3 separate regions of the Homo sapiens genome follow, and regions 1 and 2 are each linked to region 3. The links are chromatin loops, found by intact Hi-C in ENCODE. Cell type or tissue: heart left ventricle. All regions are shown on one strand.

Region 1 (8,000 bases), 480 kb before region 3:
AAAACCCATAAGGGAGGCCATTTAAATGTGACCCTGTGGGAGAGGAGACCCGTCTGACAGCAGGGAGACCAGGGGGAAAAGATTGCTTATGAACTATTTCAGAGGTAAACTATATGATGACAAATAGGACTGCAGGGATGTGATAAGGGAAACTGATCATTTTAAAGATTTCCAGGAGAGATAACTGGGAAATGATGCTACCTTTAGATGAGACGGACAGGATCCACAAAGAGAAATATTTGCTTGGTTGAAGGAAAAGTGATAAACTTGATTTGTGATGTTTGGTAGGACAGTGGAATTCCCAATTGGTGACTCCAAAAAGAAGCGCAGGCTAGAGAGATAATTTTTGAAGCCATATGCATTGAGGTTGTAGGGGCCAAGGGAGAACTTCCCCCTTTCCCCTCTGAAGGTTCGTTGAGAATCAACTGACAAAGGCAGATTAATAGGAGAAAAGACATACAAAATGTTAACAGGCATAGCACGGGGAACTCACAGGAGGATGATTACCCAATAACCTAGTGCAATACAGAATCGTACATACCCTTTTCATAGGGGAGCCGGGAGATGGGGGGGGATGTAGGCATTTCTTTTGAGGGGGCAGTCAATCATTAGAGGAAATGAATGGACAGAAGTTAACTTGGAAATGATTTTTTTCTTGAAATTTGAATGAGCCCAAGAGGCAGGTATTATCTTGTGAAGGAGTCTTCTCAGATGTGGTTGCATTCCTCAGTCTTCTTTTCTGAGATAATGAAATTTCAGGGAGGAGAGGGAAACAGTTGTGTTTCTGTTGGCGACCCCTGCGTACTGTGACTGTTAAACTTTCTTGGCCAGATGAGGAAATTCCAGAGCAAGTCCGTTCTTGTGTCCTTCGCTGGATGGGGGTGGGACAAGACCAGGTTAGAAGGACCTCGATTCTGAGGCAGCTTCTAAGGCCTCTAAGCATGTCAAGGCACCAGTCTTTGGGGTATCACTTTCTGAGTCCCGACAAGGTCATGTTTGAAGCCATAGAGGCAAGTAGGATCCCCATGGCAGATTTTACACCCAGGAGGAGGGCTTAGATTCCTCTCAGGAGCCTCCCATCAGTAGTTAGGAGCTGCTCAGAAAGCACTCACCATATGGAGGATTGGAGTCTATGATCTAGGCTGCTCAGCAGGAGTCCACAAAAGAGCCCCGTCTCCAGGATCAGTAAAATTAACAGCCTTCCTGAATTATGGCTTATGTCCCCTCCAGGGGGGCAGTAGTGAAGTTCTCTAGCAGCGAGGCCTCCAGAGGTCATTAAGAGACTCACCTGTTGCTGATCACAACTCATCTCACCTGTTGCTGATCACAACTCATCTCACCTGTTGCTGCTGAGGACATCCAGACTTAGTGGTGCCTGGTGTGTACTCAGAAAGGGTAATTGCCCACATTTGACTGCATATTCACAATCTGTGAATGAAAAAAAAGCCAAAAGAAAAGTTGGGGAATCTGCATTTAAGGAGAGAAAAATGTGGCTAGTAAACTTAGAGAAACGCGCTGGTTATGGTGGCTCATGCCTGTAATCCCAGCATTTTGGGAGGCCTAGGCGGACGGATCACTTGAGGTCAGGAGTTCGAAACCAGTCTGGCCAAAATGGTGAAACCCATCTCTACTAACAATACAAAAATTAGCCGGGCATGGTGGTGCATGTCTGTAGTCTCTCTGAGCTACTTGGGAGGCTGAGGCAAGAGAATCATCCAAACTCGGGAGGCGGAGGTTGCAGTGAGCCGAGACTGCAACACTGCACTTCAGCCTGGGTGACAGAGTGAAGACTCTTGTCTCAAAAAAAAAAAAAAAAAAAAAAAAAGAGAGAGAAACCCAAACACTATAGAAAGGAGAGATATTTTAAGTAAGGAGCAATGGAGGAGAAAGTAAATAAAAGAGTTTAGACAAGACTAAGATGTGGGAATTAGAAAGCTTTTGGCAATTTTTTTAAAATTATTAATGTCCTTCTGGGTGCCAAGGAATTTTATTGTGTGGTCAGGCGGTAGAATCATCCGTAAAGGTGACCCTAGACACCTGACAGTAAAGGGGAGGTGAGGAATGGGTGAAGTAGGGAAGATGCAGAGAGTTTGATGCTAGAGTTTATCCTTTAGTACTTGAAGATTGACATTAAAATACCTAGAACAAATACATTTGGACTTAGTGTTCCATAAATGGATATATATCTAAGAGCAGTTTTCCCAGGGAACCCTATCTAAAAGTTGAATTCGTTCTCAACTGTTTTTACAGTATCTAGTTTCCCTCCCTCATTACTGTGCTATGTACTCTAGGGGAATTGAGAAAAACGAAGGCATTATCTTTGTAAGAAGAAAAAATCAAGATGATCTGGCACACCTGGAGGGGTAGTGGAATGGGAGTTGATCACTGAACATGTATGCAATGTGCATAGGCACAGGGGATTGGGAAAGACATCCCAGGCGAGAAGTAAGAGTAATCACAAAGGTGGGAATAAATATGGCATGCTACAGTGTGGCATGGGCTTTGTGTTCCTATTATTTGCAGAATGTTCGCATAGCTGGGTGTCTTAGTCTGGGATGCTATACCAAAATACCATAGATTGGTTTATAAGCAGTTCTAGAAGCTGGGAAGTCCAAGATCAAGGCACCAGCAGATTCCATGTCTGGTGATTCTGTTTCCTGGTTCATAGACAGTGCCTTTTTGCTGTGTCCTCACATGGTAGAAGGGACATGGGAGCTCTTTGGGGTCTTTTTTAATAAGGGCACTATTCCCAATCATGACCTAATCACCTCCCAAAGGCCCCACCTCCTAATACCATCACCTTGTGGGCTAGGATTTCAAGACAGGAATTCTGGGAGGACACAATCATTTAGTCCACAGCAATAAGAAATATGCGAAATCAGGATGGGTAGGATCAGATCATAGAGATCTCTAGATTCTGTTACCGGATCCCACCACTTACTCAAAGTTAGCCTTTGGATCGGGGGTTTCCTAGGTATTGTGGCTTTGTGGTCACCAGAAAGATGTTGCTGAAAAGGGGTCCGGATCCAGATCCCAAGAGAGGGTTCTTGAATCTTGCACAAGAAAGAATTTGAGGCAAATCCATACAGTAAAGAGAAAGCAAGTTTATTAGGAAAGTAAAGGGATAAAGAATGGCTACTCCATAGGCAGAGCAGCTTCGAGGGCTGCTGCTTGCCCATTTTTGTGGTGGTTTTTTGATGATATGCTAAATAAAGAGTGGATTTTTCATGCCTCCCCTTTTTAGACCACATAGGGTAACTTCCTGATGTTGCCATGGCATTTGTAAACTGTCATGGCTCTGGTGGGAGTGTAGCAGTGAGGGCCACCAGAGGTCACTCTCATCACCATCTTGGTTTTGGTGGGTTTTGGCTGGCTTCTGTACTGCAAGCTGTTTTATCAGCAAGGTCTTTATGACCTGTATCTTGTGCTGACCTCCCATCTCATCCTGTGACTGACAATGCCTTAACTGTCTGAGAATGCAGCCCAGTAGGTTTCAGCTTTATTTTACATAGCCCCTATTCAAGATGGAGTTGCTCTGCTTCAAACATCTCTGACAGTTCCATACAGGCAGGCTTGGAATTGATAGACTGAGGAGAATTTAAGAAACTGAGTAGTGCAGTAGCTCATGACAGAAGTGTTTAAGATCTGAGCAATAGGATACAGCTCATAACTATTTAGAAAAAGTACAGAATCGAGCTATTAAGTATTATTACAGGGAAAAAATGTACTGAGTGACCAAAAAAAAAAAAAAAAAAAGCAAGGTACTATGACCTTCTTTATGACCCCCATTCCAAAAAGATGGAAGAGCAGATGCCTTCTTAAATAATCAGAACCAGTGGTGCATTGGTCAACGAAAACATTCATTAGGGTGAGAAAATAATATGTCACTTATATGTACATGTAATTTTTAATTAAAAGCATATATCTGTTTGCCACATCTTTCATTGTAAGGCTGAGATTGCCTCTTTGAGTAAACTGGCTAGAACACATAAATCACACATAATCTTTCTCACAGAAATAACACCTATAATGTTTCACTTAGGATTTCCAGTTTTGGTGTTCTGGGCGTGGTGGCTCACGCCTGTAATCCTAGCACTTTGGGAGGCCAAGGCGGGAGTATCAGCTGAGGTCAGGAGTTCGAGACCAGCCTGGCCAACACGGCAAAACCCTGTCTCTACTAAAAATACGAAAATTAGCGGGGCGTGGTGGGCGGGCACTTGTAATCCCAGCTACTTGGGAGGCTGAGGCAGGGAAAATTGCTTGAACCCGGGAGGCAGAGGTTGCAGTGAGCTGAGTTCGCACCATTGCACTCCAGCCTGGGTGACAGAGCCAGACTCCGTCTCAAAAAAAAAAAGTAGGGCCTCACCCAGGCTGTAGTGCAGTGGCATGATCACAGCTCATTGCAGCCTCCCTCAAACTCCTGGCCTTGAGTGATTCTTGCACCTCAGCCTCCCAGAGTGCTGGGATTACAGGTGTGAGCCACTATACCCAGCCATGAATGAGAATCCTAATATTAACAAAGCATGCTGAGTTTACACTTGCCTCCCAGTTGTAACAGTCTAGCCCTCACCAAATTCAACAGCATTTCTGTTGCTGCTGCTGTTTTTAAAGAAACTCACCTTTTTGGAGTCTTGTATTGTTCATGCTCTTTATAGAACTAAGAACCCAATTTCTTCTCACAGTTACATTATATTCATTTATGTAAGTACTATCTAATTGAATTAATGTAGCTCCAGTAATAAGTATAACTAACATCAACATGTTTGGGAACACAGCTGATCATTGGTATTTGAGCCAAATGGCAAGAGCAGAGTGGCCTAGACAAGGAAGGTCTGTGCAGTAGGCAGAGTCATAAGTAGTGGTCAGTTGAGTGAGCCTCTTAATTTCCTTCAGATTTATTGACTATCAGTTGTATACCCTCTAAAATTTTCTCTAGATACTCCATTTCTGGAACACATTTTAGGAGATGTTTTCTTTTTTTTATTATTATTTTATTATTATTATACTTTAAGTTTTAGGGTACATGTGCACAATGTGCAGGTTTGTTACATATCTATACATGTGCCATGTTGGTGTGCTGCACCCATTAACTCGTCATTTAGCATTAGGTATAAGGAGATGTTTTCTTTCTTTTTTCTGAGACACACGCACATGCCACCACACCCAACTAATTTTTTTATTTTTTGTAGAGACAGAGTTTTGCCATGTTGCCTAGGCTGGTCTCTAACTCATGGCCTCTAGTAATCCTCCTGCCTCAGCCTCCCAAAGCACTGAGATTACAAGTGTGAGCCACGGTGCCCAGCTTGTTTTCTATAGATCTTGCCATTGCCCATTAGAGCACTTTGTGTTTGTCTCTCCTGCGCAAATCCTTGACTGTGCTTCAGTTGACCTGGTCTCCTGGTGTCTCCTTCTCTGCCACCAACTCTTCATGTTGATTTCAGCCATGTATTACCAGCAAAACGGCTAGTCCTGGCTTGGAATACCAAAAAGCTATGGAAGCCATGCAGGGCCAGAATATAGCTAAGTGTGTTTATTAGTAAAACCTGCCTGTATTAGTCTGTTTTCACACTGCTGATAAAGACATACCTGAGACTGGGAAGAAAAGGAGGTTTAATTGGACTTACAGTTCCACATGGCTGGGGAGGCCTCAGAATCATGGCAGGAGGCAAAAGGCACTTCTTACATGGTGGCGGCAAGAGAAAATGAGAGAGATGCAAAAGTGGAAACCCCTGGCTGGGTGTGGTGGCTCACACCTGTAATCCAAGCACTTTGGGAGGCTGAGGCAGGTGGATCACCTGAGGTCAGGAGTTCAAGACCAGCCTGGCCAGCATGGTGAAACCCCATCTCTACAAAAATATAAAAAAAATTAGCCAGGCATGATGGTGGGTGCCCGTAATCCAAGCTACTCAGGAGGCTGAGGCAGGAGAATTGCTTGAACCCGGGAAGCAGAGGTTGCAGTGAGCCACGAACATGCCATTGCACTCCAGCCTGGGCGACAGAGTGAGACTCCTCAAAAAAACAACAACGAAAAAGGAAACCTCTTATAAAACTATCAAATCTTGTAAGATTTATTCACTACCATGAGAACAGTGTGAGGGAAACCGCTCCCATGATTCAAATTATCTCCCACCGGGTCCTTCGCACAACATGTGGGAATTATGGGAGTACAATTCAAGATGAGATTTGGGTGGGGACACAGAGCCAAACCATATCACTGGCCATGTTCACCTTTGTTCTTATTTTTTTGCGCTTTAGAGATTCATTTTAAAGTTTATTGGATAGCAAATTGTCTTTGCCACATATATGTAGCTCTTAGCTAACCAAAACTCAAAATTTTGTTTGGCATTTTAGCTTTATTAAATAAAGTGGGATAGACATACTTGACAAATAACCTTTTATATACTTAGCAACAGCATACAGACTAGATCTGAAATGAGTGTACATTTCAAGTTGGCTTCTCAAATTTAACTAGAACCAGACACTCCTCTACTGACACTCTAATAATATGTGTATGTGCATCTATGTGTATTTATGTATGTGTACATACATGTATGTGAGTACATGCGTCTGTATCTATTGCTAACCAAATACTTGTGTGTGAGTGCAAGGAATTAGAACCTCCCTGGGAAGAGCTAGTCATCTCCTTCACACAGTATACTTTTTGCATATCTCCTGTTGGCCTCTGCTTATTCATGGCTTCTACTCATAACATCCCTAGCATAATGCTACCTTATGACCTATATTCAACTTCTACTGCCATACCAACTGGACATGTTCTTTCACACCTGCAGCTCAAATTCTTAATAGAAGTGAACTGACTGGCTCAGCCAATCACTCTGGCTGTGCTTGTGCAGAGACCCTCATGCCAGGCCCCACACAAGCTTAGAGACAGGGTACTCTGAGAACAGGGGACCATTCCCATCTCCATCAGGTGAGACTAGGACAGATAGCAGCTGCCTGATACAGAAGATGGCAGCGCAGGCAGCAGATGCTGTGGGTGGGGCAGTTTCCCTTAGATTATAGGATGGCAGGAAAGATAAAGCCTGCCATCGTTTACTCCGAGGGGTGTGTTATATGTGCCTACGAGCAGCGTTGCTTTGCACCATTCCATATGTACACATTCCCATCACTGGATATAGTTAAACACCAGTCCCTCAATGACAAATTTTAGTTACCCTATGTAATAGTTTGCTAGGACTACCATTATAAAATACCACAGATTGGTGGTTTAAACAACAGAGATTTATTATCTCACTGTGTGGAGGCTGGAAGTCTGAGATCAAGGTGTCAGCAGGTTTGGTTTCTTCTGAGACTTCTCCCCTTGGCTTGTAAATGGCTACCTCCTTGGTGTATGTATGCGGGGTTGTTCCTCTATGTGCATCTGTGTCTTAGCAGCCTTTTCTTAGAAAGACAGCAGTCATATAGGCCTAGGGCCATTTTAACTCTTTAAAAGCCCTATCTCAAAATACAGTCACAATCTAAAGTCTTGGGGATTAGGACCTCAACGTATGAATTTTAGAGGGATGCAGTTCAGCCCATAACACTATAGTATAGCAATTCCGAGTCACTGCACATAAAACACAGACTTTGGGGCTAACTTCACAAATCACTATGTACATGACACATGTACATTTTGATCAATAACTAATCATATCACTTCTCAGAATCTGGTGGTGATTTGTTAGCGAGCGTCTGTTCAGTTCATGCACAGACAGCAAAGTATGTAGCTGTGTTGCTGCCTTCTTTCTCAGTGAAAACATGACATTTAAAAAAATAGTTCATCAGGAGAGGGAATTGGCCACCAAAGATGAAAGTGCTGCAAAGAAACAGGTAGTAGTAATGAAGGAAGTGAAATTTGTTGTGATGAGATGTGAAAATGGCAACAGGATAACGAAGACAGTACAAGACCCAGGCCAGCATGAAGCTACAGTACGAACCAGATTGAGGCTGGGCACAGTGGCTCATGCCTGTAATCCCAACACTTTGGGAGGATGAGGCAG
Region 2 (8,000 bases), 290 kb before region 3:
ACTAAAAATACAAAAAAAAATTAGTTGGGTGTGGTGGCACGTGCCTGTAGTCCCAGCTACTCAGGAGGCTGAGACAGGAGAATCGCTTAAACCCGGGAGGCAGAGGTTGCAGTGAGCCGAGATCGCACCATCCAGCCTGGGCAACGAGAGTGAAACTCCACCTCAAAAAAAAAAAAAAAATTAATTGCTGTCTGTCATTCACATCTAATTATTTTAAAACTTGTATTTAGCACTTCATTGTGCCATGCTGTTTGGAATTATAGATACTATGCACTTACCTATAGCTACCGTTAGCTGACATAATTTATCCCAAATATCACCTGTGGGTCACCTACATCAGAATCACTTGGAAGTGCTGGTGGCAGGGGGACCCTCCTAACAAGTTCCCTCTCAGGTTGGAGGGCATTGATACGGTGCAGTGATCTGAGGACATCACCTGGGATCCTGTTAGACACGCAAATTTGTGGGCCCTCACCCCTGGGGTGGGAAGGGGACTGGCAATCTGTGTTTTAACCAGTCCTCCAGGGGATTCTGATGCATGCTGTAGGTAGAGCTGATAGAGCTGGAAGAACATAAGCTCTTGAAGCAGCTAGACTTGGGGTTGGGTCCTGGCTGAACCACTTACTACCTCTCTGACCTTGGGCAAGCTCTCTCTTCCTGAAGCAGCCTGAGTAAGAACCTGAAACAAGGGAAAAAAACTTGTAATACCTGCAAATGCCCTGTTAAGAGTCTTTGTTTAGAAACTATACTTTGCCTTTTCTCTTTTTTTTGAATAGGGAGAAACCTAATCCGAATGCACTGAAAGAGTTCTAATTAGACATTTCATGGGCCTCTGAGGCTCCCTGAGGAAAGTAAGAGAGAAGGTCAAAACACATGTCCCTCTTGGAATGGGGGCCTGAGTCCATGCTGCAGGGAGCTGGCTGTGGAGAGTGAAGCCCTTTCAGAGGTCAGCACCCACTGACCTGAGCCACTGAGTAAGTCGATCCAGCTCATAGGCAATGAACTGACGATGGATGAATCCCTCTCTCAGAGGTGAAAAGGAAATCCATCATGTATGACTACTGCTTGCACTGCATTTATTAAGGGCTAAAACAATGAAACCCTTTTGGCCCGTCTCTAGCTCCTGGTATCCTGTAATTTCTATTTGATTGTGACATAGGAGCAACCACAGTATGGTTTTAACCAGATTGAGATGACAGTCCTCATTTTGAGAAGCTCTGAGAAACTTGTTTAGCATTCAATTTAACAAATGGTGGAAATCGGAATATAAGGGGGAAAGATATAGAAACCAGTTCTATGCCTTAAATGTTCCCTCTGCATCTATATATGTGTATAAATGTGTGTGTATTATGTGTATAATTATGGGCTTTTATTGTTTTATTATTTTATTTATTATTGTTTTACTGTTTGATTTATTTGATTACAATACCAAAGCAAAATGCCAGTTTCAGTAACTTGATATTTATTTTGCATAACATTAAAATACTACTATTGATACTGGCATTTTATGTTTTTTAATGTATTCAGAGTTAGTGAAGCAAAAAATTAAACCAAATATTTAATGTGTTAACAACTAAAAATTCAATATACCTTAAGACAAGTAAAAATCTAAATTTTTAAATGTATGTGTACTAAACATACATTGTTATTGCAAAATTGTTTATTAGCAGTAAATTAATAAAATTACTAAAAACTTTATATAAAATAAAAACTTTAACAATCCCCAGAAAGTTGAAAATTTAAGTACTAAATAATTAAGTATTAATTAACTTATTAATAAAGTACTTAAAAATTTACCAAAAAAAAGGTGTCATAATGAGAGTTTACTGTCCTGCAAATTTGTTCAGCTGTTGAAAAATCTTTGACATTTTATTGGAATGTAAGACATCATGCATGAATGGTGACATTAGGGTTATAAACTAACTCCAAATATTTTCCTCTGGCTTAACATTTTCAAATAATCCCTCCTTTTATTTAGCAACTTTGAGGAAGTGTTTCTGCAAAGCTCTTCCTTTTTCAAGGATCTTTCTGTGGCTCGTGAGCTATAACCTTGTTTTAAAGAGAGCACTGCCAGTTTATCTTGGACTCTTCCAGTGTCACCATCTGTAGATGGGGTATCTGATGCAGTTACCTGCATCAACTTCAATTTTGTATTGTTTATATTCCACTTTTTCAAAAAGTCTTTGAACTAGAATAAGAAATATTCCTTGCAATAGATGCTTGGTTTTGATTGTCATTTTCATTCTCCTCTTGAGGATTATGGAGGTATAGAAGAGTATTTTCTAAACGAGTGCAGTTTTGTTGGATTAGAAATTGCAATGCAGCAAATAGCTCTCTGGGTATATCTCAAGTTGTAAAAGATTCAGATTCAGAATTTCAAAAAATATTTAAAAAATTGTTCCAAGAAAAATATAAGTATTTCAATACTATGATTCAGAATCTTAAAAAAAATTTCAAAAATACTGCTTCCAGAAAAATGTAAGTATTTCAATACTTAAAAATCATCCACTGGGCTGGCTGTGGTGGCTCATGTCTGTAATCCCAGCACGTCGGGAGGCCAAGGCAGAGGGATCACTTGAGGTCAGGAGTTTGAGACCAGCCTGGCCAACATGGTGAAACCCCATCTCTACTAAAAAATACAAAAGGAAATGGCTGGTCATGGTGACAGGGGCCTGTCATCCCAGCTACTCAGAAGGCTGAGGCAGGAGAATTACTTGAACCTGGGAGGCGGAGGCTGCAATGAGCCAAGATTGCACCACTGCACTCCAGCCTGGGTCACAGAGTGAGACTCCATCTCAAAAAACAAAACAAAACAAAACAAAACACTGCAATTATTTACATAGACATAAATAAACAGTATACTTGTACACATACTAACACATCTAACTATTTTTTAGTAAAGTTTCTCTCTATTTCAGTCATTGCATGATGACGTGAACTCAACATAAAATGTGGGGAGTGGGAGTTTCTTCTGAGAACAGTTCCTGTGATGTCTGGCAATAGGAGCGTTGACTGGAACATGTGGATATACCTTTTCCACCATGAAACATTTGAAAAACTCCAAAGTTTGGACTCAGGCAAGTGCAAGTCCAAAATGTGTGTTACAGTCCACTCTGGTTTTGGAGGTAGTTGTGGAGTGCCCCACAGACCTCTAGGGAGTAAAACATACTGGATTTTACTCCAGTGGACCACTTGGAGCTCCTGAGCCAGCTGAGAAGCCTGTTCATCCCCAGCAGAGGCAAAGCCAGTTTGGGAGGCCTCAGGATTGTCATTTCTCCTGTTCACAGCATGGCTCTGGGCAGCGCCACTCAGTGCCATCAAGGAACCATGCACCTGAAGTTTGGAACCCAGCTGAGTATGCAATACAGAGGAGGAGAAGACTGCAGTGGGGTTTTGTAAGGTGCTCCCAGCACAGCGTGCATCCGTTCCTTAACTCTGTAAAGCAAATGTGGAAACCACTCACAGTTTTCTAGCTTCCTTACCCTTTATTCAACTCCCCTAAGTGCTGAGGCCTAATTGCTGACCCATCTGGCCTCTGGCCTGATTTCCAGTGGATATCTGGCCAGTGGTGGCTAGGTCCAGCATTTCCTCCTTCACGATAGCCAAATCATCCAGGGCAATCTCTTGGCAGCAAAGGAGGCTAGAGAAGTTGCTTTTTCAGCAGGTCAAATCAAAAGCATACGGGGAGAGGAAGTTCAGGGCTAAGAGGCTTGCTGATTCTCCATGACTTATTTTCCTCTGGGAGGCTGGATCCCATCCAGAACTGCACACCTCCCAGAAACTATGCTTTCTGACTTTGTGTCTCTGTAAATGACTCTTTCCTGATTGAATTGATAACCAACTTACGAGTCTAAAATCACAGTATGAAATAAACTGAAAAAATCTACAGACAATATGAAATTTAATTCAATAAACATTTGCATATCTTTTTATATCAGGCATTATATTAGAAGTTGGGGTATAAAGACAAGTGGAATAAAAATCCAAGAGTTCAGGAAACTCATGCTGCAGAATCATAAACATTCACATGGCAATCAATGAGACAGAGGCATGGCTAAGATGCTTGGGAACAAAGAGGAGGTCATGTAAGGCTTTAGGCTTCTGACACAAGAAAGGTGACCTTGGCTGGGTCTTGAAGGGTTAAGCAGGACCTCAGCAGATACTAAAAGGGAAAATAATGTACATAGAAAAATGAACAGATACAGGTAGTGGGCAAGAAAACCCGTTATTGTGTTTAGAAGACAACAGGAAACACCATGGGGTTATGCATTTGAGCAGGTAATGAATGACCTGAAATAGGTTGGTAAGTAACGCTTGGACTCAGCTGCAAAGGGCACTCAATATCTGGATGTCTGAGATTAATGGAAGAATGCCATTGCCAGATTTCCAGCAGGGGGTGCAGTAACAGCTTATGTTTCAAAAAGTTCACTTAGATGGCAGCACAAAAGAGAAATGCAGGCAGACAGGAGATAGTTAAGCATTCCAAACGAAGGAAACTGGGTACTCAAATACACACCGAACCCCTTTGGGCAGTATGCTTAAGGGAGAACAGGATTGAAACCAGATTTTTTTTTTAAGATGGAGGAGATCTGAATATGCTGTAGGCTGAAGGTCAGTTGCCATTGGAGATGGAGAGATTGATAGTACGGGAGAGAAGTGGAGATAATGGATGAAGACCTTTACCCATGCTAGCCTAGCATGCTGAGTTTCTTTTAACTGACTACATGCAGTGCATTAGCATCGGTCACTTTGTAAAAGAACACATGAAATACTCAATATCATTGCATAGTAATACAAAAATATAACGAAAAGATAGCAGAAGTCATTACAGAAATACCTTAATCTCAGGGTACATGAAATGACATGAACTAAGATAGTCTACCAAGAAAGGGCAAAATGATGAATGAGACAACGTTGTACTACAGGATAGTCAAGTTAGCAGTAAACCTAAGTAATGTCATCGGAAGAGAGAGGGAAACTGGGGAGAAAGAGAGATAATGGAAATCAGACAGCACAAAGAAGAAAACAACAGTCAGAGGAGAAGAGAAACGGTCAGAAGAGTCCATGTATTTGTACAAAGGAGAAAAATGACATAGGAAGTTTTAAACAGCCCATAAATCCTGCTGTCTCCTACTTCTCACCACTCTCACCTAAGGCAAACGCTGTAAAAGAGCTGCCAGCTGTGGCTTGTAGCATAGGAGGCTGGGGATCTTTGGAGATGGTTTTGCAGCATCTCTGGGTCTTTTTTATCAGCCCACAGTAAATGGACTGCCCATATTTTCAGCCTGGCTGACTACTACCCAGTTATAAAGAGAGCTGTCTGCAGGAGGAACTGGCCCTGAGATCCTTGGACACACGATGGTTTTCCCTTCACCTTCAATCACCTGTGGCCTCCTAAACAATGAATAAAGAAAGTGCAATACCTCCTGGCTCAAGGAGTGTTTACCTTTCCCAAAGTGTCAGATGAGGACCGTGGTAGGCAAAGCTGTACTTATACTAATGAGACTCCTCCATAAGATGTGTTCAGAGCCCAGCTCAGTGCTTCTCAAATTTTCATGTCTACATGTATCACCTGGGAATCTTGCTAAACTGCAAGTTCTGATTCAGCAAGTGTAGAGAGAGGGCCAAGATGATCAATTTCTAACAGGGTCCCAGGTGATACAAATGCTGATGGTCTTTGAACCACACCTTGAGTAGCAAGGCATTAGGAAATGCTCTATTATGAACTGAGAAGGGTGTTAGGTTAAAAAAAAAAAAAAAAGGAAAGAGTTTTTTTGCTGTCTTTGTAGAGAATCCACATGGAAATATGGCAGGATGTCATTTCTGCCTTACCACTAGCCGGATACTGCCACGGAGCTGTCCTTGGCTCTGGGTTCAGTTTCCCAATGAACTTGGCCTAAGTTTTCCTGACCGCAATCAAATGAGTCTTGGCTTAAGGAAATCTCTAAGTACAATTCCCTCTTCTGTCTTAATGGCACAGAAAAGGCAGGAGGGTGCTCCTGGGATTCACCCACGCAGCAGAGCAGAATAGATGAGCCCACAGAGAAATAAGATTTCCAAATGACTTTTGCTTATGACCTGATTTACATCTCCACAAAGAGTGAGAGAAATGAGTTACTTTCCCAGTCCAGGCCCTACTTACTTGCTGAATAAACTCTGTTTAGGGAAAAAACCCGAACAACCCAAAACTTGAGGCTTTGTGCAAGGTTCACTTGACTAGTGAAACAGATGAAGGCAAAAGTTTTCTAGAATGTTTATATTTAAGTTCTGCCTAAGGGGAGCTCTTTTTATCACCTGAATATGTCACTGTAATTTGATAAACAGCAGGAGAGAAGAGGCTGGCATTGAAAAATGTTTAAAACACTGCACGATGTTTCAGTTAGCTCTGGCACAATGGATTCTCATAAAAAGGAAGTTTTATTTTCAGTGCTGTCGCCCAGCTTTGCTCAGTTCAACAAACACGCATTTGAGTGTCTGTTATGTAGCAGGCACTGTGCTGGGTGCTGAGCACACAGTAGTAAAAAGTGGTTGCTGTCCTTGGGGAGCACCCCGTACTATGTGGGAGATGGACAAGTGGAGAGATAATGTCTATGCTGTATTGTCTATGCAATAATGGAAGTAAGTGCCTGAAGTCTGAAGCACAGGTGGGATCTTCTCACCCACTCTGCAGGTGGGGAGCATGACACAAGGAGGGTCTCTGAATAGATAACATCTGAGCTGAATCTACAAGCTCGAATAGGAATTAGGATGGTAAAAAGATTTTAGGAAGGTGCTAGTCATTAATGCTAACCATTAAGTATTTCTGATTTTTCCCTCTTTCATGTACATAGAATAGCCTGTCCCTGACCTCTTACATGTAAGTATAGCCACATGACATGCTCGAGCCAGTGACAGGTGGGTGAAAGCAATATATGGCATTTCTAGGCAGAAGCTTTAAACACGTATATGTGATTTACCATATTCCCTTCCCACTGCTACAGAAATTGTAGAAGCTTGTGTTAAAATAAACACTCCATCAGTCTGGGTCCTTGAGTGACTACCATGAGCAGAAAGAAACCTTTGTTGTTTAAAGCCATAAAATTCCAGAGTTGATACTGCAGTGTATGCTAGTCTATCCTGACTCATACAGAAGAGCAGGAAATTCTATTTGCAAAATCTCAGATGTGTAAAACCTTTGATTTGGAAAGTGCATGGTTAATAACACTAGAATATGTTATGCAGAGTGGGATAGATGGGGATTGGGATGATGTTTAACTTCTCTGGGTCTCAAGATAATAGAGGCTTAATTAGGTGATTGAATAAAGGGCTAGCCAAATGAACTCTTGTTTCCTTTCTAACTACAGACTTTGGTTTTACAAAATTGAACGCAGTTTATGATCTTTTCCTCCAGGAACTTGTCATGCTGGACTCCTATTGATTTCAATAGGGATGGCACCATGTTTGAGAGGCCAAAGAAGAGGCGCAGAGCCAGCAAATGAGGCACGGGTTTTTTTTGAGGGGACTCACATACAGGGCACTCCAGTGGCAGCAGGCTGGACAGGAGAACCACTGCCATTTGTAAAAATCATGCAGTTCATACAACATTTTTGCTTAACATCTTTCCCCTAGCACCTTCCCCCTAGCAACCTTCATTTAACCCAAAACAAAGGGCCTTGATTCCCTGTATGGCCTGCATTCCATGGCTTGGGCCAGGGGTTTAGATGTTCCTCATAGATGAGGAATGAATCTGCAGGTTGGTCACTCCCAGATTCCCCCGCTCGAAACTCCCAACGCACATTATGTTTAGACCATAGGGTCATTCTCAGGGTATCTTAAGTCATTGTTGTCAGGAACATCTGCCAAATTTCTAGACATGACTGAACTTTCGTTTACCTCTAGGAAGCCATAGCGTTTTTTAAAACCCATATTATAGTAGTAAGTATTTTACAAAGCGTTTATTTTTGTTATCTTCACTAGATGAAGTTTTTTGATCACAGAAAATATTCCTATTGTATTCCCAA
Region 3 (8,000 bases):
AGTTACATCACAAGTTTGTTAGAACTTAATAGTTCTCCCACATGCTGTGAGTAAACAGGGTTTCTATTTTATAGACTGCCTCTAATCTTTCATTTTCTTAAGAAAGACTTCCCCACATCTGAGGTATTAACTGATCTGTATGTTCACTAAGTAGGTTGCAGATTGATGTTGGTCATCTTTGTGCATCTTCTGGAAACCACTTAATGTACATCTACTGAGTACCTACCATATGGCACCAGGCATGGGGACAGAGTGACCATAGCACTGGTTCCTTCCTTTGTGGCACTTAGTCTAGTAGGGGAATCAAAGCAGGAAACAGCCAAAGACCGCTTGGAATAGAAGCTCTGAAGAGGAGTGAGCAGATCCAGTGTTTAAGACTTAATCATAAAAGAGGCAGATAGCAGCTGGAGATTTCTGGAATTTCCATATGCTATCTGGGTTCTAGCTTATGAAGTTTCCCTAAAATTACCAAGAACTTAGACTTTAATTTCAAAAAGCCAGAAATAATTCTATGTCTGCAGATAATCCTACAAAAGTGATATGACTAAAGCAACAATGGATTACTGCCAGTATTACCAAAGAGCATTAAAACATGTCAGAAGTAAAATCTGCGTCTGATATATCACACTCAACTTTACCAGTTAGCCGCTGCTAACCTTCTCAGGTGTTGGAACCTCTCTTTTCACATGGAAATGAAGCCAACACACCCAAAGGGACACACTCATTCTGACAGACAAGTGTGTGAAAATGCACTGTTTTTAAATGATAAATTGCAACAAAGAGGCCGGGCGCGGTGGCTCAAACCTATAATCCCAGTGCTTTTGGAGGCCGAGGCAGGCAGATCACGAGGTCAGGAGTTCGAGACCAGCCTGGCCAACATAGTGAAAGCCCATCTCTACTAAAAATACAAAAAAATTAGCTGGGTGTGGTGGTGCGAGCCTGTAATCCCAGCTACTCAGGAGGCTGAGGCAGGAGAATCGCTTGAACCCGGGTGGCAGAGATTTCAGTGAGCCGAGATAACGCCACTGCACTCCAGCCTGGGCTACAGTGCGAGAATCCATCTCAAAAAAAAAAAAAAAAAATTGCTACAAAGATGAGGTGAAGGTACCCTCATAGGCCTAGGGAACAGGGACCTTTATAACCTAGAGTCTTTCAAAGTATTCTAGCTAGTAAAACAACCAGTCACACTTGGTTTCAAGTTCTGAAAAAGCTGGGGGAAATGTTTTTGACAAAAGTTTTTAGTTCAGACCAGCTTTATTAGTAAACTAATAAATCAACTCATGCACCCAAGACTACCAACTAGTGCCTAGAGAATATAGGATGTCAGGCACCAGGTCCTGAGTTACAAATGTGAACTGCAGCCCATGCCTTAGGGGATCTCTGTGTCTAAAGGTGAAAAATGGTAGCTGAACTCATCTCCTTGGGTGATGGCTCTGTGACAGGGACTATTATGAGAAAGCAGCCAGACCATACCTAGTTTTTCCAAAAAAGGCATTGAGGCCTCATTCAAGAATACAATCTGAGCCCACTCCTGGTGAATGGGTGGACAAGGGCAACATGAACAAACTGAGACAAAGCAGCCATGAGGAAGGGCAAAGCCATGGGGAAGTGAGTGGGTCCCCTTTGAGCTGTTAGCTCAGCCCGTATAGCAGATGGTGGGTAGTGACCAATAGGGAAAAGTCTGAGGAAATTAGTAGGGAACTTAATCCTAGAGATAGTGGTAAGCCAAGAAATGACCCCATTCTTGGCTATTCTAGGTTGCTTGAATCACTAGGTTGCTTGATATGGGTAGAGAATGTGGCAGCCTGGAGGCAAAGGAACAAGACATTTAAATTGACATCAGGTGAGAGGAGGGCTTGGGCATAGCCAGGGATTGATGGCCAAATGTCAGGGAAGAATTTGGGCTCATTTCTGGAGTACTGATTTAGAGTAAGTAATGGGGCCAATCAAAGATAGACTACACAGGGAGGGAAGGATGGATTTTAGAAGAACCTCTGCCTAGTAAGACACCCAAATAAATTTTTTCTGCAAAATAGTTTTGAGGGCTTTACTCACATGTTACTATCATGTGTATTGTAAAAGAGGCATTTATCTCCTGTGTCCCTCCTGTGATGAACATTAGGCCTTATGAGGGTGTTATTGGTATATGCTACAACCCTGAAAATGAAAGAGCCACTTACATTATGGGTAGAAGCTGTAGCTTCTTAACCTTAGTGCAGTGGTTCTCAAAGTGTGGACCGAAATTGGCAACATTAATTCAATGTTAATTGAGTTCATGTGTCAACATTGACTCATTAGAAATGCAAACTTAGGCCCTGTTCTAGACCTGCTGAATCAGAATCCAGGCTGGGGCCCAGCATTCTGTGTTTTAACAAGCCTTCCTGGGGATTCTGATGCACACGGGAGCTTGAGAACGACTGACTTAGTTTACCACTCACAGAAGCTAACGATTTTCAAGGTATATCCGATGGAGGGCCTTTCCTCTGACTTGAACCCTAGACAAGAAAACCAAGAGCTATAATCCTTTTAGAAGACTTGCTGAGGAATTCTAGAAACATTTTTAAAAACTTAGAATGAGGAAGGAAAGCAGGCCTCCATCTCAACAACAAGGCTAAATCTAAGTTGATGCTTAGTAACACAGTATCTAGAGCCAGTGCCTGGGTTCAACTCCTAGCTCTGCCCAGGGCAATCTGGGACAAGTGACTGTACTTTCCTTCTCTACCAGGTTTCCTGATCTGTAAAAGAGGAATAATAGGGCCAACTGTGCAGGATTAAGAATTTTAAAAGCTAAGAGATGTGAAGTCTTAGAGCAGTGTTTGACCAACAACAAAAACGATTTGATTATGTCCATGATTCTTAAGATCAATTTGATGTAAATGGAAATTGAATGTAACTGACAATTGAACTGTAAAATTCACTTATTTCCATGACTCAGAAGAATTAGCCTACATATTCACCACTTTTTAGTGGCCCCCGAACTAGTGTTTTTGTTGCTGTTTGTTTGTTTGTTTTCGAGATGGAGTTTCACTCTTGTTGCCCAGGCTGGAGTGCAATGGCACTATCTCGGCTCACTGCAACTTCTACCTCCCAGGTTCAAACAATTCTCCTGCATCAGCCTCCCAAGGAGCTGGGATTACAGGTGTGTGTAATGCCTGGCTAATTTTTGTATTTTTAGCAGACACTGGGTTTCACCATGTTGACCAGGCTGGTCTTGAACCCCTGACCTCAGGTGATCTGCCCGCCTCAGCCTCCCAAAGTGCTGGGATTACAGGCATGAGCCACCGTGCCTGGCCCAAACTGGTTCTTACAATGTTTCAGAGGCTGACTTTAAGGCCAGAGCACAATCTTTGTGCTTGACAGCTCAGAACATTTCCCTTAACACCTGTTGTGGTACTTTGCCTCTTACAAACCCTTCTCCCCTTAGGAAAACTTTTTTGCTGACTCAGAAATTTGCTTGTCCTGAAAGGAGTTTTAGCTTACAAATAGAAACACTGTCATTAAAGTGGCAAGCAGTAGAAGTGAACTAGACTAAAAATAAATGCCCTTGGTGGCCCCAGAAGTGCCAAAACAAATGGACGGAAGGAATTCCAGCAAGTAACACCCATATGCTCAAGCAATGAGTAAGGGCATGAGAGATGTAAATGCTTGGCCCTGGTGGCCCCAGCAGTGTGGCAGCATGAGCCTCTGTGCAGGCTGAAGTACGCTCTGAGCCTGGTACCCAGAGACACTTTCTCTATATTCTGGGCATGCATCTTGGAGTGCTCCTGCCAGGGTGCTGCTCGGAGCCCCATAGGGAGATTTGTAGTCCGTTTGGAAGGCTTGGTATTTACTCGAAGGCCTATGCAGTTTTTTACTGAAGCTTATGTATTAGTCCTCCATGTCAACCGCTACAGGGAAAATTAGACAATGGCGGCTGACTTCTATATGCATTAAAAACCCTGAGTTTCCCTCTAGGACATTGGTCTAGACAAGGAATTTATGAAAGAGACCTCAAAAGCTTAGGCCACAAAAACAAAATAGACAAATGGGACTTAATTAAACTAAAAAGCTTCTGCACAGCAAAAGAAATAATCAACAAAGTGAAGAACAACCTGCCGAATGGGAGAAAATATTTGCAAACTATTATCTGACAGGAGACTAATATCCAGAATATACAAACTCAAACAATGGGGAAAAAATAATCCCATTAAAAAGTGGAGAAAGGACATGAATAGACATTTCTCAAAAGAGGACATAAAAATAACCAACAGATACATGAAAAAATCGTTACCATTACTAATCATTAGAGAAATGCAAACCAAAACCAAAATGACATATAATCTTATACCAGTCAGAATGGCTATTAATAAAAAGACAAAATACAACAGATGTTGCTGAGGATATGGAGAAAAGGGAAGTCTTATACACTGCTGGTGAGAATGTAAACTAATACAGCCACCAAGGAAAACAATATGCAGATTTCCCAAAAAACTAAAACTGGAATTAACATTTGATCCAGCAATCCCTCTACTGGGTATCTACCCAAAGGAAAAATCAGTATATCCAAGGGATACCTGCACTGGCATGTTTATTGCAGCACTATTCACAGTAACAAAGATACAGAATCAACCTAAATGCCCATCAATAATGAAAGGGTAAAGAAAATATGGTACATATACACAATGGAATACTATTCAGCCATGAAAATGAATGAAATCATGCCATTTGCAGCAGCATGGGGATGGAATTGGAGGTCATTATGCTAAGGGAAATAAGCCAGGCACAGCAGGACAAATATCTTATGTTCTCAATCGTATGTGGAAGCTTAAATATTTCATTCCATGGAGGTAGATGGTAGAAAGATGACAGAGACTCAGAAGTAGGGGGAAAGGGAGAGCAGATGAAAGGAAGTGGGTTAAAGAATACAAACCTACAGTAAGGTAGAAGAAATAACGTCAATGACTGTAGTTAACAAAAACGTGCTCGCGTGATGGACACCCTAAATCCTCGGATTTCATCAGTATAGATTCATTACATACATGTAACAAAATTTTACATGTACCTCATAAATTTATACAAACACCACCAAGAAGAACCCTGTTTTTCTTGGAGCCAGTGAACTGCCAATGTGTCTGTGTAGCAAAGTTAACTACTTAGAGAAGCAAGGCTCCCAGGAAAATAGGTCCTTGAAGTTAGTGTGCATATTCTATAGTCTGATTCCATCTATATAAGTGACAGTAAAAGTGAGAATTTTTTGACGCTCCAGGAATTCATTCATTACAAATTTAAATAGGCACATAAGTGAGTAGGTACAAGCGACTTCCAACCCCCTCACCCAAAGGAGCAGAGATATTCTAAGGATTAGAGCTGGAAGAAAACCTAGACAATTTCTTAATAGAACCCTTTTCAAATTCTTACACCAAAATCCAATATTCAAAAGAAAGTCTTGGTAGAGGCAGAGGTGGAACACCCAGGGCCTCTGCTACTGTGGCCTTTCCCTCCACTTCAACCACCCCTCTAGCCTGAGGCATTCTTGTGAAACCTCATGGCTTTAAGGAACCCACTAACAATTGCATTTTGCCCCATCTTCTCACCTGTCTGAGCAGAAATGCCTAGCACTTCTACTTCCAAGGTATTTTTTGAGGTGTCATTGGCTTTAGTTTAGCCTGAAGAATTAAAAGAATCTCGAGTGTAGATGATTTCAAGCTCAACTTGTTCCCTTTATGAAAGTATAATACTGAATTTGAGACGTAACTTTCATGGATGGAAATAGACTGCAGGTCCACAATCCTATAATCCCAAAGCTTTGGAAACCAAAAGCCTCTTAACTCATTTGGTGCTTTCAGTTCTCCTAGAGCTCTGCACAGCAGCAGTCCCAGCTGAGCACCAGAGGTGGATAGGTAGAACCTTTTAAAAACTTGAACAGAAAACTTAACAGTGTTCCAGTCAGGTGGCTAAGGGCTGGGCATTCGATTTAGTGTCTGAGCTCTCCCTCTCTGTGGGAAGCAGAGAATTAAACAGAACTAGGGAGCACTTTCTGCCCAGTAGCAGTCCCTCAAAACAAAGTGCTTAGGAAACTAGGAAACGAAGAGGCATAGCCATAAAGCTTAAGGTCTTTATTTGCCTGTCTTTAAAGAGTCCTTTATAAAGCCAGCTTGTCTTCCCACCCCCACCCCAATGTCATTCTTTTAAACAGGCAGGGACATTTTAGTAGCACACTGTACTCCTAATGCCTGTTGCTACTCCTTATTGGAGAGAGAGAGAGAGAGAGAGTGTGTGTGTGTGTGTGTGTGTGTGTGTGTGTGTGTGGTTGAGAGAGAGGGAGTAAAACACAGCTTTATGATGATCAGGCAGAAGCTTGAGTAAAGTGGAAATATCTCGGATAAGAAAAGCTAGAAATTAAACTCCTTTTTGGCTTCGGATATTTTCTTAGTAGAAAATGCTGATGCCTGTCCTGAGTCTCCTCAATATAGACTCTTAGAGCAGAGCTGCTAGGATTTTAATAGAATTTATTACTGTTGATAGCTTGTATATTACAACTAAATTCAGAGACCCTCTTTAAGGCAATAGTAGAGTAAATATCAGCCTTGGGATACTGTATGCCCATACTTAATCCCAGGCCACTCTGAGTGCCTAGGAAATCTGTAGCTTCAAACTCATTCTTAAGGAGGTTGTCTTCCAGGTACCTTAACCCTGAGGTGGGAAACTATCAATTGACATTGACCTTTAAGTTGCTATTCAAATCTGATTACAAGGTTTCCATTTTGATTATGTAGATATCAATGTCAATGTTGTTGTCTCATTTTGACTTAATAACCTTTGGTAACTAAAACCTTAAAAAAAAAATCAGAGGCTTTCAGTCTTTACTGTATCTTAACTCCAACCTGACTATTCTTTCCAAGTATATTTATACCTATGTTCTCAGACTACAAATCATTCTTTTCCTGATTACTCAAGGTAGAGTCTTACCACTTTCACAGTCCCCAAAGGTAGTAAGGTCATATAGAACTGCAAGACACGTACCCTCAGCATTGAGAATATTGCAAACATATTAAGAATCCAGTGGCAATGAGGGGAGAGGGGAGAGGCACCAGGTACCTCAGATTTGGTTTAGCAGTATAAAACAACACAGGTGATGCTTCCTGACAACAATCTCTACCCTCCTCTAGTTCCCCTTCTAAATCCCTAGTATATTACAACCAATAAAACGTGAAGAATGAAAAAGTATTATGAAATGAAGGTAGGAAACCATTCTGCTTTGTAGCTGGGTCCTAGCTTAATTAGACTCATGGGAGCAGAGTGATAGATGCAGTTTTAAAAGCAACATATTTAATATCCAAGGAAGTAACCACACCCATATGGTCATCTTGATTTGGGCCAAATTTTAATCTCCCTGGGAAGAGCCACAAAGCACGAAATGCTCCCAGACAGCAGGGAGTAGCTGACACTAGGGAGACCAACTAGGGTATTGTGCACGTAACACAAGAGTTCCAGTCTGTGCTTGTCTCTGTAATATCAGTTCTTATGCCAGCATGCCACAGCTGCAAATGCTGAAAGGTGGCAGGAAATCGGAAGGCCTTCTGCTGGGACACCCTCCCTAAGTAATCTGCGTGAACTATATGATTCCACTGTTTTTCTCAAATATTTGCAGTATATTTGCTTTAAGGGCCACATCTGTGCCTTTTATCGTGAAGCAATCACATCCGCCAGAAGGACGGAACTGCTAATGATAGGAAGCACCTGAACATTAGCTGGCCTGTGCCGGGCAAAACACCAACTGTCCCACTTAGAAGTCTTAGTTCACACCATTGTGTGAATTAAATATCCATACATTAAGCATAGAAAACCAGATTCAGAGAAATCGAAACTACATCTTCAGCTCCACCTCACTTTCCTTTCCTCTCCTCTTTAAATGACAAATGATCTTCCTTTCCCTCTTAACTATACTTTCTTGTTGCTTTTATCTTGGAGCTGTTTTTTAAAGCTGTGTTTTTCCAATTAGACCTCAGTTTCTAAGAGGA

Evidence for each region. Peaks named below come from ENCODE experiments on the same cell type or tissue, not always from the same donor. Only the 100,000 strongest peaks of a DNase experiment are listed, where the experiment ranks them.
Region 1: a loop joins it to region 3, with 2.6 times the contacts of the local background. A loop is called at or near these places in 26 of 110 quality-filtered maps.
Region 2: a loop joins it to region 3, with 2.0 times the contacts of the local background. A loop is called at or near these places in 7 of 110 quality-filtered maps.

The regions. Positions count from the first base shown.
Region 1 is chr9:2,143,505-2,151,504 of GRCh38, forward strand. All of the region lies in intron 27 of SMARCA2 (SWI/SNF related BAF chromatin remodeling complex subunit ATPase 2), which reads left to right. Among named protein-coding and RNA genes, the nearest start is that of SMARCA2, 130 kb to the left of the region's middle. In heart left ventricle, a CTCF peak has its summit at 3,326 (motif pointing right); no DNase peak of the experiment used is centred here.
Region 2 is chr9:2,331,880-2,339,879 of GRCh38, forward strand. No RefSeq gene overlaps it. Among named protein-coding and RNA genes, the nearest start is that of VLDLR, 290 kb to the right of the region's middle. In heart left ventricle, a CTCF peak has its summit at 4,394 (motif pointing right); no DNase peak of the experiment used is centred here.
Region 3 is chr9:2,626,801-2,634,800 of GRCh38, forward strand. The region is part of intron 1 of VLDLR (very low density lipoprotein receptor); the gene reads left to right. Among named protein-coding and RNA genes, the nearest start is that of VLDLR-AS1, 8.4 kb to the left of the region's middle. In heart left ventricle, no CTCF peak of the experiment used is centred here; a DNase peak (open chromatin) is centred at 3,661; H3K27ac peaks cover 4,157 bases.